Linked DNA regions of Mus musculus: region 2 is linked to region 1. A link is a contact called in ENCODE Hi-C or POLR2A ChIA-PET data. All regions are on one chromosome and are shown on one strand. The core of a region is the stretch at or near the end of the contact, and the rest is flanking DNA. Distances in the headings are between cores, read along the strand shown.

What was found. Hi-C counts contacts between places; a loop is a spot of excess contacts on that map. ChIA-PET counts read pairs that join two places held with the same protein, here RNA polymerase II (POLR2A).
Region 2: POLR2A ChIA-PET joins it to region 1 with 16 read pairs in Patski. The contact joins the promoter of B330016D10Rik here to the enhancer-like site in region 1. A Hi-C loop is called at or near these places in 1 of 37 maps with a recorded cell type or tissue (T-helper 1 cell). POLR2A ChIA-PET finds 5 or more read pairs at or near these places in 2 of 5 experiments (Patski and embryonic stem cell).

What each region holds. Positions count from the first base shown.
Region 1 is chr4:141,402,490-141,409,456 of GRCm38, reverse strand. Clcnkb (chloride channel, voltage-sensitive Kb) reads left to right here. Exons shown (of 20, transcript NM_019701.2): 12 at 1-131; 13 at 812-881; 14 at 1,041-1,151; 15 at 1,440-1,653; 16 at 2,235-2,368; 17 at 4,097-4,185; 18 at 4,322-4,405; 19 at 4,618-4,704; 20 at 4,825-5,100. The coding sequence ends at 4,872. Among named protein-coding and RNA genes, the nearest start is that of Gm34693, 5.3 kb to the right of the region's middle. Within about 2 kb of position 2,421, at least 1 of the 3 ENCODE cell types and tissues checked has a DNase peak (open chromatin) inside an H3K27ac peak, as active enhancers do.
Region 2 is chr4:141,541,648-141,548,614 of GRCm38, reverse strand. B330016D10Rik (RIKEN cDNA B330016D10 gene) reads right to left here and starts at 2,453. Exons shown (of 1, transcript NR_030695.1): 1 at 302-2,453.

The sequences.
Region 1 (6,967 bases), core at 1,172-3,671:
CCTGGGCACTGATGACTAAGAACTCGTCTCCACCCTGGGCAGCGGAGCCTGATCCCCAGAAGCTGTGGTTGGAGTGGTGTCACCCACAGTTGACTGTCTTTGGGACACTAGTCTTCTTCCTGGTCATGAAGGTGGGCAGAGTCATGGCAGGTCCTGGGGGAGATGGGGCTGCTTTCTGAATTAAAGCTTGGAGCACCCCCTCCTATGTCCAGGTCTCTGATCTGACCCTGGCTCACTGTGTACCTCAGAGACCCTCCCAGCCTCAACTCTCTCCCTCCCTGCCTTCATCCGAGAGGTTCAGGCTCACTATGCAGACCAGGCTCTTCCCTTATTCTTATAAAAATCGGTGTGTATGCGTGCATGTGCGTGCAAGTGTGTGTGTGTGTGTGTGTGTGTGCGCGCACGTGTGTGCATGTGTGTGTGTGTATACGTGCGCGTGTATGCAGTGTGCCACAGTGCGATGTGGAGCTCAGAGGACAACTTGCAGAAGTTGCTTTCCCCCTTGTGGATTCCAGGGACCAGACTGAAGTGGTCAGGCTCAGTGCAAAAGCAGTTACCCTGCCCCTTCCTACATTCTTTGAGATGGGATAGTTGATCTTAAAGAGCAGGCTGAGAGAGAAGAGAGTGACAAACCTGGAATGTGCTTGCGCACAGTAGGTGCTTTATTACAGCTTGGTTCCTTCATCTCTAGAGGCAAATGCTGCCGTGGGCTCCAGCCTGGGCACCCTTTTCTCTAGGAACCTCCCCCGCCCCCTGCCCATGTCCTCCTGTGTTGCTTCTAACTCTTGCTGTGTGGGCACCCCCCCCATAGTTCTGGATGCTGATTTTGGCAACCACCATCCCCATCCCTGCTGGATACTTCTTGCCCATCTTTATCTATGGTAAGACTGGAGTCCTGGATGTCTGAGAGGGTTTGGGGGGCATAGGACATGACTTCCGGTATCATCTCCCTCCCAAAGTGGTACCGGGGATGGGGTCGGGATGAGGGCCTGAGGGGTCAGGTCAGCCTGGTTGCTTCATTCATCCTAAATCTGTGGCAGGAGCTGTCATTGGGCGCCTCTTTGGGGAGGTTCTATCTGTCGCCTTCCCAGAGGGCATTGTGGCTGGAGGCAGGGTCAATCCCATCATGCCCGGGGCCTATGCTCTGGCAGGTGAGTGTATCTGGGGCCAGCAGGTGGGTCCCCCCCTCCTCAGTAGGCCCCGTCTATTCCCTGAGCCCTACCACCCCCAAGCCCGCTTTCTCTTCGTTTTCCTTCCCATCCCCCACGTGCTCTGCACTCTTTCCTCTCGGCAAGGCTAGAACCTTCCAACAGTTGTGGTGTGTGCTCTTTGTGCACTGCTGAGCCTAACCACGGTCGCACTGTGCCTACCTTGCCCTCTGGGGGAGCCTGGCTCCTGGCCTGGGACACCCCCCCCCCACCTTGGCTGTGTCCCTGCAGGTGCTGCTGCCTTCTCAGGGGCGGTGACCCACACCCTCTCCACGGCACTGCTGGCCTTTGAGGTAACGGGCCAGCTCGTTCACGCACTGCCTGTGCTGATGGCTGTGCTGGCGGCCAACGCCATCTCTCAGAGCTTCCAGCCCTCTTTCTACGATGGCACCATCATTGTCAAGAAACTGCCGTACCTGCCGTGGATCCGTGGCCGACAGATTGGGTGAGCCTCGGGCTGGCTGATGGTGTGATGATGCCCAGGGTGGTTGGGGGTGGAGGGACTCCTGGAAAAGCCCATCACAGCTGACCTTGAACTGTAGGATGATAGGGCTGATACACACCCGCCCTCTGGTCCCCACAACATCCCCCAGCCCATGAGCTAGATGAAGAAGCTAAGTCTCTGTCAGGCAAGGCTGATAGGAAATGAGCAACAGACAGGAGGGGCCCCTCTCTTTCCCTCCCCTTCTCTGATGGCTTCCTGGTAGCTGTCCCACAAATGGGCTCAGAGACCCCACCTTGATCGGATTGTACCCTAGTATCTTTGGTCCCAAAGTGGCACATCTCAAAGGCTCCAAGTGTCACTGAACACAAGGTCCAGCTCCAAACAATCCTCAGTTTCCCAGTCTTTAGATAGCTGTGGTTCCCATCGCTTCTTTTTTTAGAACCTATGGGTTCCTCTGAACCAAACCCATCCTTGGGACTCACAGGTCTTCTCCCAGCAAGGCTCCTTGGGATGACCCTGTCTTGCCCCAGGCCGGTATCATCCCATTTCCAGGCCTGACTGATGTCTCCCTCTGCCCACAGTTCCCACTCTGTAACTGTGGGTCACTTCATGAACTGCGCCCTCACTACACTGGCCAAGGACATGCCCCTGGAGCAAGTGATCCAAGTCGTGATCTCCACAGATGTGACCCAGTACCCCCTGGTGGAGACTACAGGTATTCCACAGCCATTGAGGAGAAAGTGGCTGTCTGGGAGGAGGCTTTGGGCTTCCCCCTGCTTCCCTTTAAGGGCCCCGCGTGTCAGGGCAGCAAGGGCAAGCAGGGTGTTAGATCTGTCCCTTAATCGAGACTCTGCAACTTGGTAGCTGTGTGACCCAGGGCAAGTCTCCTAATTTCTCTGAGCTCCAGTTTCTTCGTGGAGAAAATGGACCCAATAGCCACTTCTGGAGAAAGTAGAAAGTAGGGGTGATGTGCTTAATGAAAAAGATGAGAGGTGCTTGTAAGACTGCCTGGGACTGGCTCTTTGGATTCCTGGACCCAAGCCTCATGGGCTGACTCTTCACATTCCTGAGTGTTCCTCCCCCGCCCCCCCCCCCCGCTGTTCCATTTGCCAAGATGAGCTCATCCTTTTAAAGGCAGAAGGATGGTGCTAAGTCTCAGAGAGAGACTAACGAGCGCCCCTCTCCAGTTCACAGAGCGTGGTCCTTATGGGAGGGAGATAGCCCAGGTAGGGGAGGAGCTACCTGAAGCTCCCGGAGCACCTGTCCATCCGTGTGTCCCCTCTGTGCCAACAAGGCAGGGTGCACACTCAGTCAGGGTAGCACTGTTGGGGCCTGTGACCCATTTGCCCTTGGGCAGACCACTTGAGCCGTGAGCAACATGAACAACCAAGGTCACCCATATGCCCCACAGCGAGCAGAATAAACTCACCTATGAGGGAAAGAACCTTGTGGTTCTCTTGGGCTCTATGACCGGCAGTGTCCTTGTGTGGAAAGTAGGAAGGGCCATCATAGGTTGCCACCCAAACGTCAGGGACTTCGCTCTCACCAATGGGAGAGATCACAGCAAACACATTTTCTACTTATTTTACATAGCGATGGCCCTTCCAAGAGGCTTCACCTCCTAGAACCAAGAATGGCTTTGGACTCCGCACATCTCCCTGACTAGATTCCACAGCCTACCCTAGAAACAAACCACTGGTTTATTAAAGGAGGGAGGGACACTTCTATTGTAGCATTTGGTTACCAAGTGTGTCTGTGGTGGCAAGGACTGAATTCAGGGCCAGCACATGCTAAGCAAGCCCTCCGCTACTGAGTGATAGCCATGCCTAGTCCCTGGGGTTTTATTTAATGGAGAAAGAGAATATCAAGCTGGATCCTTAGTGAAGAATGGGAAGAATGCCTACGACTCTCAAGATGCCCGGAAACTCCCTCCATGCATCCAGGCTATTCCCTGTATCCACGCTAGCCCCGGCACACAGTAGGATCTCAGATTGGAGTGTACCTCTGGGATCATTTTTCCATTGACCTGACTCAGATTTTAAACAACTGCAAGGGAAACAGAGAAGAAGGACAGCCCAGCTGTGACACCGATATGTCAAGAGGCTAATGTCCATAGCTTCCACCTCTTAAAATGTGGTGGGGTTGGGGGTAGGGTGTCTTAGAATATCTGCTGGCCCACTGGCTGCCTTACCCAGCTGCACTCAGCTGGCATGTCATTATGGAAGCTGAATGGTATAGAGTAACAATTAACCCACCAGATAACCAGTTTCCTCTTCTGTAAGCTGGGTGGTAAGAATTCTAACAGATCACACACAAGTAGTGTAGTTTCCTCAGACACCAGAGCGCCTAGCATGTTCTTGGCACATAGTAGGTGCTCAGTGAATATGACTTACATTTATAATGATCTATGTTCATAATGCGTCCCTCTCTCTTTGAATGTTAGAGTCTCAGACCCTGGTGGGCGTTGTAAAAAGGACCCACTTGGTGCAAGCCCTCCAGACTGAGCCAGCTTCCTGGGCTCCAGGCCAGCAGGTGGGTCCTCCTGCCAGAGGGGGACAGGATGGAGTTGGTGAGCTGGGCTGTGAAGCTGACCTAGAGGAGTTCAGAGACCAAGGTCTAGAAGCTGGTGGCTGGCCCAGGTCCCAATTGTCCTTTGCCCTACCCCCAGCCCTGTCTCCAGGATATCTTGGCTAATGGCTGCCCCACCCAGCCAGTGACACTGCAGCTGTCCCTGGAGACCTCCTTGCATGAGGTAAAGAGAGAACTAGAGAGAGTGGGGTGGAGGTGGAGGCGTCATGAGGAAGGCTGTATGATCCCTTCTAGCAGAGACCTCATTCAGCATCTCACGTGGACTCTGGCTCCCCCTCGTGGTCATATTTCACATTACATCCCGCTCACCAGGCAAGGAGGCTACGGTATGCGGCCAGAGGGGTTTGTTAGCATTTCCTCTCAACCCCTCTGCAGACACACAACCTTTTTGAGCTGCTGAACCTTCAGACGCTGTTCGTGACGTCACGAGGCAGAGCTGTGGGCTCTGTATCGTGGGTGGAGGTACTGGGGTCTTGAGGGCTGGGCAACGTTGAGGAGTTGGGGGCACCGAATTCCCTCCAGCCTCGCCTCCTCTAACCTTCCACCTCCCAGCCCCCACTATCCTCTGTTTCTCTGTCATAGCTGAAGAAAGCAATTTCAACCCTGACCAATCCTCCTGCCCCCAAGTGAGTCAGCCTGGGGGGGGTCGGCAGCCTGGCACCCAGCTGCTCAGCTGCCATGGATCTGGGATCTCTCAGCCCGGCAAGACATCTCCACTCAGCAGAGAAGAACGCTCCATATTCACACTCCGATCCCTGAAGGAGCTGAGAGTAAATGAAGACATTGTGACCCTTGTGACTTCTGGGGTTGCCTGCTGCTAACCAGGAGCTTCTGAGAAAAATAAAACTGATGTCTGGAGCCATTAGTGTCCCCTCTCCTCCCTTAAGGGTGTGCAGAGTAAGGGGGTAGGGGAAACCTCCTCTCTGAGTAGCCTTCTACACCATGGCCATCAAGGCATCCCATTTTTCCTATGGCTCCAGACTATGTACACAGGGTGATCCGTGACCCCGAAGGACTCAGCTTCATGCCTGCAGATTTGATCTGTCCTCTCCCTCCTCGCCCTCAACTCAGGTACAGCGAGGCCAGCCTCACACAGCTCATCTTCTTCAACAGACAGCTCCAACCTGACCACTGGGCTCTCCAGCCCTCCCACTCAATGTGATGGGTCACTCAGCCATGGGCTTTGTAATTGGGCATGAATAGCTATCAGGTGACTGCCTATATGTAAGTCCAGGACACCCCAATACCTCAAACGACTTCATGGTCTGTACCCCAACCCAGATATCTATTCATAACCCCCTGAATATTGAATGCCCTGCACCTCAAATGCCACACATAATTCAAAGGCCTGCCCATGCCCATGCCCTGCCACTATGACCAATGGCTACCTTGCCTTGCTGAACCCACACCCTGCCCTCTGCCATTCCACTTCACTTAGATTCCACACCCACACTCACGCCTCTGCTCCATGTCCTGTTCCCAGAGGGCGTTCCTGTCATGGGGAATCTTGTCTTCAGAAAGGCCACGGCCTTCACTTTCTTTCTGACCTGGTCCCCACTCCTACACCCAATCTATGAATCAACAGTTCTGAAAGGTGGTAAAAGAAGAGGAAAAGGAAGGAAGGAAGGAAGGAAGGAAGGAAGGAAGGGAGGGAGGGAGGGAGGGAGGGAGGGAGGGACGTAGGGAGGGAGGGAGGGAGGGAGGGAGGGAAGCAGGCTGGCTAGTTGGCTGAGTGGTGGTGGCTCATACCCTTAACCCCAGCACTTGTAAGACAGAGGCCAGCCTGGTCTCCATAGCAAGTTCTCAGTCAGCCAGGGCAACATGGTGAGTCCTTGTCTCGAAAAACAAACAAAACACAAAAGGTCAGAGGAGAGAGACTGAGGGGAGACACCTGACACCAGTGTCTCCCCGAACGTGGGCACGCATACTGACACACGCACGAGCTCACACACGAGAAAGCGAAAGCCGGCTGCAGACACAGCTCAGGGGCAGAATGTCTGTCTAGCACGGGTGAGAACCTGGGTCCAGTCTCCAGTCCTGCTCCACCGAAAACAGAAAAGAAAACCTCCTGGTTTGTTTGTTTGTTTGTTTGTTTGTTTGAAGCACTTAAACTTATTCAGAAGGAAACCAATCACATTCACAAACCTACAAATGATAATTAAAGAAAAATCTAGAATTTTTTTTTTTTTTGAGACAGGGTTTCTCTGTGTAGCCCTGGCTGTCCTGGAACTCACTCTGTAGACCAGACTGGCCTCGAACTCAGAAATCCACCTGCCTCTGCCTCCCAAATGCTGGGATTAAAGGCGTGCACCACCACGCCCGGCTACATTTTTATTTTTTAAAAGGTAAAGCCAGATGGGAAGCCAGGTAGCACACGCCTTTAACCCCAGCACTCCTGAGGTAGTGTCAGGTAGATCAGAGAATGGAACAATCTTTAAGATGGAAATCAGAAAATATCAGTGGAAGACATTGGTGAGAAAGTCCCAGCGTGGAACGGCATCCCATGTCCATGGAATGAAGACATTAATTTGTCAAAATATCCACAATTGCAATGTTCTGAAGATTCAATTCCATTTTCTATCAAAATACCAATAATCTTCAACAGAAAGAATTGTCCAGCGATGGAGAATCAGCTCAGCAGTTAAGAGCCCTTACTGCTTCAACAGAGGATCTGAGTTTGGTTCCGCCAGCCACATCAGCGGGGGAGGGTCATGACTGCCTGTAA
Region 2 (6,967 bases), core at 1,204-3,703, 140 kb before region 1:
TCAAAAAAAAAAAAGCTCATTTAATTTGACCAGGGAAAGGTTATTATTGTTAGAATTTTAAATTCCCTCCTCTGCCTGATTTGGCATGAAAAGTTGTCTTTTCCTAGAATAATGAGAAACATTAGTGTTTCTAATGTTCCAAAGCACACACAATTTCACCACATGCAAAAAAGGAAATAAAAATCCAAAGGCATGAGCTAAAGGACAGCATTTCTGCTCAGAAGTACTGTCTTAAAAACTGGGGTATGGCAGATGTGGAGATGGCTCCGTGGTTAGGACTCTTTCTATCCTTGCTCAAGACCGCGGTTCCAAACTGCCTATAACTCCAGCTCCACAAGACCCACACCCTTTCTGACCCGAAAGGACATATACACATAAATTTAAAAACCCACAGAACAAAAACAACAAAACATTGGGCACAATAAAAAACAGAGACCGGAGGATCTTTAGTTCAAATTTATCCTCAACTACAAAGCTGAGTTCAAGACCCGCTTGAGCTTCTTGAGTCTTTCTCAAAAACAGTGAAAAATTCTAAAGGAAATAGAATTTAAAATTCAATCAGACTCTCCTTGTCTGTGCAATGAAGTGCTGGGAAATCATTCTCGGAGTGTCAATACACCATATATGCCATATTATTCTAACGTCCCAGGATAAGATTTCACTGATGTCCTGGGGCTGCGACATAGAGAAACCCTGTCTCGAAAACCAACTAACCAAATAATGATTTGAATTGTTTTACTTGGTTACAAGACAAGAAAACATGGTGAACACAACATATTTTAAGTAATCACTACTAAAGGTTTCAGACTATTTATGTAATCTTAAAGACACAGTATACAGTTTTATAACTACCAAGCCCACCTATTCATGAAATTTGAAATCGAAACGCTTCTGCTAAATTTCTCTCATCTGGCAGTCATCAAAATCCCGATTGGTTCCTTCAACATGTTTTGACCTTTTCAGTCTGTCATCATAAGCTTTACCCCACTATTACAGAAAACATAAGCAGTCGCCATAATTACACATAGTGAGAAGACAAAAAAAGAGGTTTACTGTAGCCAAGACACAAATAGATGAGTCAGGACGGGCTGGTTCCTTTATGATACCAGGCTTTTGTGAAGAAAAACCACGTCAACCATTAGGGGGAAGAAAACTGCACAAAAGCTGGAAGTCAAATTTAGCAGCGTTTTTCAAGTTTTCTGGGTTTGCGAAATAGTGCCAGAATTTTCAGCATTACACACAACTAAGATTCGCATTTTTAAATATTCCTCAAGAAGACATTTGCTTTTTCGGAAAGTGAAAGGGCGATGGATGTCAGGCACGTATTTTATTATTTATTTTTAATAAACTCATAGCTTTTTGAAAATAAGTGGAAGTTAAATCGACAGAAGAAAGCCATCACAGCATATTTATTGTTCAGGCTTCTGGGTCAGGGAGAATGGGCCCTGAAAGCCTTGTGCTCCGAGGGCCAGCCAATGGAAGCCGAGCTCTCAGCGCTCCTCCACCTCGTGGGCTGCACGAGCCCCGCCTCCTGGTGCTAGGTTCCGCGGAGTTTCGGCACCTTTGTTGCTTTCGGGACCGAACTTGACTTTGTTTGCAGAGGTGGAGGATGCCGAGCCCGGTTCGCCCGTAAGCCGCTTCCCACGGCGGCGATTTAAGTTTCCCCACGCAGGATGTCATCCCTCGCACGGGGGGACACACCCCGCTTCCGATGGGCTCCCGGATCCCGCACGCCCTGGGGCTGCCTCTCCCGGTTCACACGCTGCTGCTGCTGCGGCGCCGGCGGCGGCTGCAGAGCCCGAGGGGCCTCGCGACCCCCAGGCGGAGAACAAAGGGGGCCGGGGCCGCGCCCGCCGCCGGCCACGCCCATCGCGAGCCGCGGGGCCGCGCCCCGAGCCCCTCCCCCGCCCCCGGGCCGCGCAAAATGGCGGCCGCGCTACAAAATGGCAGCCGGGCGGGCCGTGGCGTGGGGACGCTGTCCCCGCGCGCGGCCGGGGTTCCTTCCCACGCTGTCCATGAGCTCGCGCGCGTGTGCGCGTCACATCCCCGTGAACCCCGGGGGCCCCCCGAGTGTAGACGGGCAGGTCAGAGCGCACACGGGAGCGGAGCTAAGGAGGACGGGGTTCGGGGACCCCTGACCTAGCGCCTCCCTGCCACTCCCAAGCCCCGGCGGCTGCGCCTCCATCTTTTCAATGTCCCCGCCATTCCGCGTCTCCCAGTCCGCTCCCTTGTCCCCACGCTTCCTCCTTGGATGGGAGTGTGTCGTCGGTCGTGGGCTCGGCTAAGGCCGTGTACTTTTTGTTGGGACTTTTCGCTGTCTTCTCTCAGAAAATGGCTCGCTTTCCATTCATCCCCTCAGGTTCCCTTTGTAGCCCTCTTTCCAGAAACTTCTCAGGGTAGCTCGGCCAGCAGCGGCGGCGAGCTCCGCGGCCTTCTCCACCCTTCACTGTCATCCCACCCCGCGCATGCGCCTGGCGGCGGCGGGCCGCGGCCCAGGCGCGCGCCCGGGAGACTGTGAGAGTGGCGCGGGCGCGCGCGGGTCCGCGGGGGCGGTGCTCTCTCACAATGGAAAGGTTGCCTCCCCCTCCAACGTTTCCCTCCGCGGCGAGCGCAAGCGCACTCGGGCGACCTCGCGTTCCTTGGAGGGGCTGGGAGGAGGGAGAGAAATGGGTGGCCTTGCCGCGCGCGTGCGCAGTTCGGCGCCGTGCATTTTTTTTTTTTTCCGCGTTGCCTGTGTGATGAGAAGTGGATCTGAGGACCTTCTTGTCCTGTCCTCCTTTCTCAACCCCCCCTCCCCCCCCCCCCAGTCTCGAAAACGGGTCCCTCCGGCTTGGAGGCAGGCCGGACAAAGCCGAGGCAGTGGGGTCGTCTTGCCCACCCTCTCCCGATCCACGTTTGAGAGTTTCCCGATGGACCTGGAGACCCTGCAGGCCCCGGGTGTTGGGCTGCCGCATTGTTCTCGCCTGGAAAGCGGAGGCGAAGGTGCCCTTGCTGGCGGGCCGCGTGTGCAGACGGAGCTCGCCGGGCCGCTCGGGTTCCCTTCGCCGTGGGCTTGCGCCGCGGTGACCACAGTGACCGCGATCGCACTTCCCAAGAAGTGTAGTGGAAAGGACTGTCAGGGCTGTGGGTTCCTGGGGGTGGGGGGCGGGGAAACTAAGAAACCCAAAACCCCACTTGTCATGGAGCCCACCTATGTGAACCCAGAGTTTGAAGGGCAGCCAGAGAAATTGCCTCTCGGGTTATTAGTGTGGGGCGGAGTGTGAGCCAGGAGTCTCCGTGAAGAAAGCACGCTGGTTGTGACAGCCCCACGTCGGGGAGACCCCAGGCTGCCCTTGGCCCTGCTGCTCCCCGGCGTGGGGTGGCGTGGGGGTGGCGGAGCGGCCTGCAGGTGTGTGAGCGCCCTTGACCTCTGTGAGGTCACCCGCCCGGGCTCTGGGCGGAGCCGGATCCGCCTTCCCGGTGGGAACCATGAGCTGGTGACCGGTTCCTCCCGGAACCATTAGTGTGGAAAGCCAGGCTAGAGGTAGAATTCTAGCAAAGCTGTAATACACGGGTTGCAAATGAACACTGAGTCATACAGTCTGTAAATTTGGAGAATCCCTGCCGCACGTTTCTCTGAACAGAAATTATATTTAATAGGGTCTTTCAAATCATTTTTCCACCAGTAGGAAAATAAAGCAAATACTGAGTTGGTTTTTTTAAAGTGTCCTAAAACATTAAAAAAAATTTTGGGGGGATTACATTGTTGAATAACTAGGATTTTTAGAAATATCCTTTACCATTTTTGTTTTGTTTTGTTTTTTAAGTTAGCTGCTCACAATGTAGCTCTGGCTGGCTGAGCTAGGCTGGTCCCTCCTCCAGGTGTTGCAAGTACCAAACTGATCTTAAGGGGAAATGTCCTTTCAGTGCAAGGTTTTTAGGACGAAGAACAACAACAACAAAGAAAAGAAAGAAAGAAAAAGAAGGGCTCTGTGTTAAAATTCAGATGTGTAGAGGTGGGGAAAACACCAGATTTAGGGCGTTTTTTTTTTTATTTACCTTTCTGAGCATTGGTGTTTTGCCTGCATGTATGTTTTTGTGAGACGGACAGATGTTGAATTTAGAGACAGTTGTGAGCTGCCATGTGGGAGCTGGGATTTGAACCTGCATCTTCAGGAAGGGCAGTCGGTGCCCCTAACCACTGAGATTCATCGAGCCCCTATTTAGGGCGTTTTGTCAGTGAAATTGTAAGAGATAACTCTCACTGGATGGGTGTGTGTTTTTTTAAAGTATTTTGAAATTCATCTAGACTCTTCAAAGAAAGTTATCTTCAGACATTTTTGCAGCCTTCAAACTAGAGTCAGTTTTCTTTCATTCTTTCCCCCCCCCCCCCCCCTTTGAGACAGGGTTTCTCTGTGTATCCCTGGCTGTCCTGGAACTCACTCTGTAGACGCTGGCCTCGAACTCAGAAATCCACCTGCCTCTGCCTCCCGAGTGCTGGGATTAAAGGCATGCGCCACCAAGCCCGGCTTTTTCCTTTTTGTATTTTATTTTATTTTATTTTATTTGTTTTTCGAGACTAGAGTCAGTTTTCTAAGAGGAGCCATAGAGCTGAAAACTCAAAAACGGTGAGAAACGTCAGTACATTTCATAAGCAGTTAACCACATTGTGTTTGATTTTTTTATTTCTAGTATTCTATCAAGTACACTTATATAATCTCTGAATTGGTCAAAAGCCGGGACTTGCATTACTTATCTTCTGTTTGGGTCCTGATAGTTTCAATGTGGCAATTTGCTAGATCTGGGGTATTTGGATAATGTGTATCATTTAGGGCAAAGAGTTTCCTTAGAGTTCCCTGCTCCCCCACCCTCCCAAGGTTTTTCTCTGCATAGCCCTGGGTGTCCCGGAACTCAAGATGTAGACCATTGCTGGCCTCAAGCTCAGAGATCCGCCTGCCTTGGCCTCCCTAGTACAGGTATCCCCACTGCTTGGCTTCCCTGCTTTTTTGTTTTTTGTTTTGTTTTGTTTTGAATGTGAAGATTAACACTACTTTTGGGGTTTTAAAGGATAAATGAGGCAGTAAAATGCCATTAATTCCAGCAATGGCAGAGGCAATTGGTAGGGAGTCCAGGCCTGATCAAAAAATAAAAATGAAAATAAAAAAAGAAAAGGATCTATGAAAATGACTGTTAGTAACATTACCATTTGTTCATATGGGATCTATTGTACATAGTGATTTATGGTAGTCAAGTACTAACATTTCAGAGGAACCCTAATTGATTCAGCTGCTGCCTTCCAAGAAAATCTCATTTAATTGGACTGAGGGTGAGCTCAAATGGCATGTGTGGAAACTCTGCGTTTGATTCCCAGCACCACACTGCAAAATAAAGAATCCCAAAGTATATTTGTTATGATTTTTTCCAATTATAAAAGTGAAGAGAAGTTTAGAAAATATAGAGGACTATCTATCTATCTATCTATCTATCTATCTATCTATCTTATTTATTTTGGTTTTTCAACACTGGGTTTCTTTGTATAGCCCTGGCTGTCCTGGAACTCACTGCCTCTCAAGTGCTGGGACTAAGGGTATGTGTCACTACACCTAGCCAAATATTTTTTTTTTTTAATCCACATCCTCACTGATTAAAGTGGCTCACTCCTGTGATCCCCACACTTGAGAAACAGAGGCCATCCCGGACTCCATGGAAACTTTTGGCTATCCTGAGTCACGGGAAGCTATTCCAGAAGAAACAAGAAAATTCAGATTCTGTTACCTGAAACAACAACCATGATTTACATTTATAAGTATCCCTCCAGTGTCTTTTCAGTATAATTCTACAAATATTAGTTAATAACTCTGGATATTAGACAGAGCAGCAGCACTTGTACCCGGAGAAATCTTCCCAACAACTGCTCTCAGATGAAAAAGGCTAGAAAGTTAGGAATCAATCCTCTAAGAAATTATTAAGTTATTCTGTTTTTCTGGAAAACTAAAACCAACAGAGAATACATTATTTAACTCTCTTAGAACATTAGACTATGAAGTATTAGTTCTTGTTAGAGTCTCTAGGTCTAGGTAGACAATATTCAACTTGGGGGTTCTGATAATCTATGAAGATAATTTCCTCACACTGTGTGCTAGTTTGGTATTAGATTGCTCTCTCTCTCTCTCTCTCTCTCTCTTACCATTAGACTCTCAGATACATCAAGTAGTCAAATACTTTTGAGCATTTTATTTTGTTTCATTTTTTGGAAAAACAAAGACTCTGATTAGAACAGGCTTGTCTGAAATTGCTATTGTCCAGTTCTCATGTGCTTTGGGCTGGGTCATTTTAGAGCTTGTTTACATATTTTTATATGGTGGCTTTTAGACGAAATGCATATATTTTAAGTACCTGTCTCCCAGTATTTGTAACTATTTCTTTTTGTATCAATTTGTCGTGAAGTATCTGGTGACTACTCTGTCCTCCTGCCTAAATAGGTATATTAATTACCCACTCCAGAGACGAGGTTACTGCTCAAAGCCTGAGCCTGGCGCTCAGCAGCTTTCCCCATCTCAGCCGCCATTCCGCATGACTGAACTCTGTGAGCATGTCTAGCATGCTAAATACAGCAGCTCTTCACAGTGTGAAAATAGGAGTTGATTAAAAGCAAATCTATTTTAATTCGCCTCTGCAAATGGCTCAGTTTTACTGTCACCTTCCTGGAGTTCTCTTTAATATTCAAATGAGATGCACTTGATCCATTTTCACAGTTAAAACGCAACCTACATTAATGTGATTTGCAGGGATGGGGATGGGCGGTGCATCATAGATAAGTGCTCTATCATGGAGTTAGGGCCTAGAAGCCTTCTGGTTACCCTTTTGCCATGAGTATCAATTACTGTTGTCATTGTTGTTGTTATTAATATTATTTTGAGACAGGGTTTTACTATTTTACCTTGGCTGTTGTAGAACTCAATATGTAGACTGGATTCCAACTCACAGA